2 separate regions of the Homo sapiens genome follow, and region 1 is linked to region 2. Evidence: read pairs that join two places in POLR2A ChIA-PET (ENCODE). Cell type or tissue: MCF 10A. All regions are shown on one strand. Each heading gives the region's core, and the rest is flanking DNA. Links, peaks and the distances in the headings are about the cores only. Region 1 has its middle 67 kb from the start of RDUR. Region 2 has its middle 170 kb from the start of RDUR.

Region 1 (2,928 bases), core at 316-2,815, 100 kb after region 2:
GATGTGCAGAAGGGTTTTTGGTGTGGATGTCCTTCCTGTTTGTTAGTTTTCCTTCTAACAGACAGGACCCTCAGCTGCAAGTCTGTTGGAGTTTGCTAGAGGTCCACTCCAGACCCTGTTTGCCTGGGTATCAGCAGCAGTGGCTGCAGAACAGCAGATATTGGTGAACCACAAATGCTGCTGCCTGATCGTTCCTCTGGAAGTTTTGTCTCAGAGGAGTACCTGGCCGTGTGAGGTGTCAGTCCGCCCCTACTGGGGGGTGCCTCCCAGTTAGGCTACTTGGGGGTCAGGGACCTGCTTGAGGAGGCAGTCTACCCGTTCTCAGATCTCAAGCTGTGTTCTGGGAGAACCACTACTCTCTTCAAAGCTGTCAGATAGGGACACTTAAGTCTGCAGAGGTTACTGCTGTCTTTTTGTTTGTCTGTGCCCTGCCCCCAGAAGTGGAGCCTACAAAGGCAGGCAGACCTTCTTGAGCTGTGGTGGGCTCCACCCAGTTCGAGTTTCCAGGCCACTTTGTTTACCTAATCAAGTCTCGGCAATGGCAGGCGCCCCTGCCCCAGCCTCGCTGCTGCCTTGCAGTTTGATCTCAGACTGCTGTGCTAGCAATGAGCGAGACTCCGTGGGCGGAGGACCCTCTGAGCCATGTGCGGGATATAATCTCCCGGTGTGCTGTTTTTTAAGCCCATTGGGAAAGCGCAGTATTAGGGTGGGAGTGACCCGATTTTCCAGGTGCCATCTGTCACCCCTTTCTTTGACTAGGAAAGGGAATTCCCTGACCCCTTGCGCTTTCTGGGTGAGGCGATGCCTCACCCTGCTTCAGCTCATGCACAGTGCGCTGCACCCACTGTCCTGCACCCACTGTCTGGCACACCCCAGTGAGATGAACCTGGCACCTCAGTTGGAAATGCAGAAATCACCCGTCTTCTGTGTCGCTCACGTTGGGAGCTGTAGACCAGAGCTGTTCCTATTCAGCCATCTTGGCTCCTCCCAGCAACAAAGACTTTTTAAAGAGGAAAAAGACACTGGCTAACTTATCTAGATTTTAAAAAACTTAAACATTAGTAAATCAATTAAAGCATTACATTTTTTAAAATGCATCATGATTAAAGGATTTATTCCAAAAAATCAAGTTTGGCTTAACATTATCAGAATGTCCAGACAGGGCACGGTGGCTCACGGCTGTAATCTCAGCACTTTGGGAGGCTGAGGCAGGCGGATCACGAGGTCAGGGGTTCAAGACCAGCCTGGTCTTGAAACCCTGTCTCTACTAAAAATACAAAAATTAGCCAGGTGTGATGGCATGCGCCTGTAATCCCAGCTACTCAGGAGGCTGAGGCAGGAGAATCGCTTGAACCTGGGAGGTGGAGGTTGCAGTGAGCAGTGATCACACCACTGCATTCCAGCCTGGGCGACAGAGTGAGACTCTGTCTCAAAAAAAAAAAAGAATGTCCAATGTATCGCACTAAATTATAGATTAAAGGAGAAAAATTATATTATCAAGAAAAAGCAAAATATTAACCAAACACAAAAATCTGTTCATGATTGAAAAGAAGGAAAAAACCTTTCCACAAACTAGGAATAGAATGGACATTCTACAATCTAATAAAGACATCTATGCCTTTATTAGGCATAATGCATAATTAGGCATTAAGAAAACAAAAAGCTTGTGTTTTCTTAATGGCAAAATATTAAATGTTTTCTCCCTAAAATTGGGAACAGGGTAAAAATGTCTGCTTTTATTGTTTTTATTCAACATTATGTTTGGGTTTCAGCTTCCTTGAGCAGGGAGCTTGCTCTTGAGAGAAGTGACTTCAGCTGAGGCATTTCCCGCAGTGTGGACTGAAAGCTGAGGGTTATTTGCTGGCAGTACTCCCAGAACTTGGTAAGAGCTTCACTCCTGAGGGAGAATTTAAGTGCCTCATTACTGTGTCCATTACATATTTTGTTTCTGAATCCTCTACATGACCTGTTAAACACAATTATAAAATGAAAAAAATACCCAGAAACAGTGCTAAGAAAGCCCCTCAATAGAAACTGTGGGCAAATGTCCTTTGTAGCTCATGAAGAAGGTTGTCCCCATCAGAGGGAAAAAAATATGGCTGCTGAGTTTTAGAACATTTATTTAAAGATAGAGTTTTGTCTATTTACTTCTATCAGAAATTATCAGTGTGTCTATGACTCAAACTTCCTCTAAGTTTTTATGTTCATATATTCATATTCTTTGAGTCATTTGTTCAACAGTAAAATCATCTATAAAGTTAGTCTAATCCCAGCAAAATTTCCACCACAGCTTTCTTTTTTGGAACTTTTCAAACTAATCTCAAAGTGTTTGTGGAATAAAAAATTTGCAAAAATAACCAAAAACCTTTTTTAGAAAGAAATATATAAATGGTGTGGGGAAACATGCCTTACCAGGTATCAAAGCATAAAATAATGTTACAGGAATTCAAGAAGTATATATCTGCCCTAAATTTAGCAAAAAGATGAGTGGACCAATATAGAAATTACAAATAAGACTTATGAATATAAGAATTAACATTTTTGACAAGTAGTAAAATGAAGGAATGTTCCATAAATGTTACTAAAATATATCTAATAAATGCATTATTTTCCGACTCTATCAAAATTAAAAGTTCACAAACACTTCACATTTACCTAGAATGGATAACAGTGGATATTGACTATATACATTTACCGGATCACCTAGGCATCCATCAGAGCAACAGAGGGTAGAGGATAAATCCTACAAATATTCAGGGGCCTGTCACATCAATAAATTTTTTAGGGGGCTAGTGGCCTGAAGTATGCCATGATGTTACCTCCGAAGTAGAGGACAGATTCTTGTACTTTGCACCTCCCACCAAGAAGGAATACAACCCTTAATAGACTTGTTCAAGTTCTGGAGATAGTGTATTGCATATCTAAGAT
Region 2 (2,928 bases), core at 333-2,832:
ACAACCCCAACTTCTGCATTCATTTGCTAGAATACTACTATATCGGTTTTCTCTTTTTACCTCCAAAAGAGCCAGTATAGCAAAAGATGTGTGTGTGTGTGTATAGTGAATATATTGAATATATATATTATATATATATAGTGTGTATATACAACACAGAGTTGACCTTTGAATAATGCAGGGGTTGGGGCACCAATCCTACCCCACTCCCCACCCCACCCCCACAGTTGAAAATTCACATATGACTTTTGACTCCCTGAAAACTTAACTACTAATAACCTACTGTTGACCAGAAGCCTTATTAATACTATAAACAGTTGATTAACACATATTTTGTATGTAATGTGTATTATATACTGGACTCTTACAATAAAGTAAGCTAGAAAAAAATGTTATTAAGAAAATCATGATTCTTATTTTTAATTTTTAAAAAAGAAAAAGAAAATCAGATGCAGGGTGTGGTAGCTCACACCTGTAATCCCAGCACTTTAGGAGGCCAAGATGGGAGGATCACTTGAGCCTAGGAGTTCAAGACCAGCCTGGGCAACATAGTGGGAACCCCCATCTCTTTTAAAAAGATATGAAGAAAATCATGAGGAAGAGAAAATATGTTTATTAGGTATTAGGTGGAAGTGGATCCTCATGAAGATCTTCGTCATCATGATCTTCATATTGAGTAGGCTGAGGAGGAGGAAGAGGAGGGCTTGATCTTACCATATCAAGGGTAGCAGAGAAAGAAGAAAATCCACAGAACTTTTAAAATAAATATAGTCAGCCTTGGCCGGGCCCAGTGGCTCACACCTATAATCCCAGCACTTTGGGACACCGAGCTGGGTGGATCACGAGGTCAGGGGTTCAAGACCAACCTGGTCAAGATGGTGAAACCCCGTCTCTACTAAAAATACAAAAATTAGCCGGGTGTGGTGGCACATGTCTGTAATCCCAGCTACTCGGGAGGCTGAGGCAGAGAATTGCTTAAACCTGGGAGGCAGAGGTTGCAGTGAGCCAAGATCACGCCACTGCACTCCAGCCTGGGTGACAGAGCAAGACTCTGTCTCAAAAACTAAATAACTAACTAACTAACTAACTAACTAAGTAAATAAATAAATAAAGTCAGCCCTGCGTATCCACGGGTTCCACATCCACAACCAAAGGCAGATCAAAAATACGGTATTCACGGAATGGGAAACTCATGGATATGGAAGACCAGCTTTTCCTATAAGCAGATTTCTCAGGTCAACTGCGGGACTTGTGGGACTTGAGTATGCAGGGATTCTGCTATATGCAGGGAGATGGGGTTCTGGAACCAATCCCCCACAGATACCAAGGCATAATTGTATTCAATTTGATTAGATAGAAAAGCATATCAGCTCTTTTGAAGAATAATAATGAGGCTTCAGTTAATTAGAAAAAGTTATGAAGGAAAAAATAGTAATATAAGAATTCGATATTTATAACAAAAACAATCTAAAAGAGAAATAGACCAATATTTTCAACAAATATTATTCACAGAGGGTATCCATCTATAGTACATAAGATCATACAAACTGATGAGAAAAATCATCAATATTCCAATAAATAAACTAGCAAAACACAAACAGTTAATTCTACAAGAGGAAATAAATAAATGAAAAATGCTTAATGTAGCTAGCAATAACAAAAATACAAATTAAACAATGAAACAGATAAAAAACTGAAGAACACAGTTTGGAGTCAGACTTCGCCTCAGATCCTAGCTTAATCACCTTACCAGCCATAAGATCCTTGCAAAGTGTTTACCACTCCAAATGTTAGTCCCCTCCTAATGAACATATTAACCTCACATGATTGTTTGGAGGATTAATAAAATAATCTTGTAAGATTTAAAATGTAAGGTTATATTCATATTGATTTCTAGCTTTCTTTCTATATTTTATGTTTATCATTCGTGTCTTTAAAATTAAGTATACTTTACAGTTTTTGAATATAGTATTCTATATATGTTCATCAGGTCACTTGGTTAATTTTATAGTTCAAATTTTCCATATATTTTTTATTTTTTTGCCAGCTTATTTTATTTAAAAGAATGTTAGAACTTTTTTACTATGTTTTGGCTTTAACCATTTTTTCATGCAGTTGTCTCCATTTGTTCTTATATCATATCAGGATGTATAATTGATAAATGCAAATTTGGAATTGTTAAATCTTCCTGGAAAATTGAAACTGTTATTATTATGAAGTGTTATTCTTTATCTCTAGGGATGCTTGTTGCCTAAAAGTCTACTTTGTTTGGTATTAATATATTCATACCAGCTTTAAAAAATAATAATAATCTTGATGAAGTACCTAATATAATACCTAATGCAAAGTAATTACAATTACTTAATAAATGGTTGTTATTATCATGATTATTGCCATGTAATTCTTACTATTCTTACTATTATTCTTACTATTATTATTACCATGTAATTCTTAAGAAACAAACATTTTAAATTAACACTTAAAATCTTCTCATTATATATTTCTCAAGATGGTGGTGGTAAAATTTGTGTACCCATTTAATAATAATGCCTTTTTATATTGGTCTAACTTTTGCTAAGTTCAAGTACAAAAATATTTATGTCATGGGAAAAGCTACTTGCAAACCATATATCCGATAGGGAGTTAATATGCAAAATATATAAGAAACTCAGACAAACTCAATAGTAAGAAAACAAACCATTTAATAAATGAGAAAAGAATCTGAATAGATATTTCTCAAAACAAGGCACACAAATGGCCAATAGGCATATGAAAAAAATGCTCAGCATCACTAACCATCAGACAAATGCAAATTAAAACCACAATAAGATATCACTTCATACCTGTTAGAATGGCTATTATCAAAAAGACAAAAGATAAGTGTTGATGAGGATGTGGAGGAAAGGGAACACTTGCACGCTGTAGTGG

What was found. ChIA-PET counts read pairs that join two places held together with the same protein. Peaks named below come from ENCODE experiments on the same cell type or tissue, not always from the same donor. Only the 100,000 strongest peaks of a DNase experiment are listed, where the experiment ranks them.
Region 1: POLR2A ChIA-PET joins it to region 2 with 5 read pairs; 2 of 35 experiments call an interaction of 5 or more read pairs at or near these places.

Annotation. Positions count from the first base shown.
Region 1 is chr3:102,006,266-102,009,193 of GRCh38, reverse strand. No RefSeq gene overlaps it. Among named protein-coding and RNA genes, the nearest start is that of RDUR, 67 kb to the right of the region's middle. In MCF 10A, for the core only: no CTCF peak of the experiment used is centred there; a DNase peak (open chromatin) is centred at 1,863.
Region 2 is chr3:102,109,351-102,112,278 of GRCh38, reverse strand. No RefSeq gene overlaps it. Among named protein-coding and RNA genes, the nearest start is that of RDUR, 170 kb to the right of the region's middle. In MCF 10A, for the core only: no CTCF peak of the experiment used is centred there; no DNase peak of the experiment used is centred there.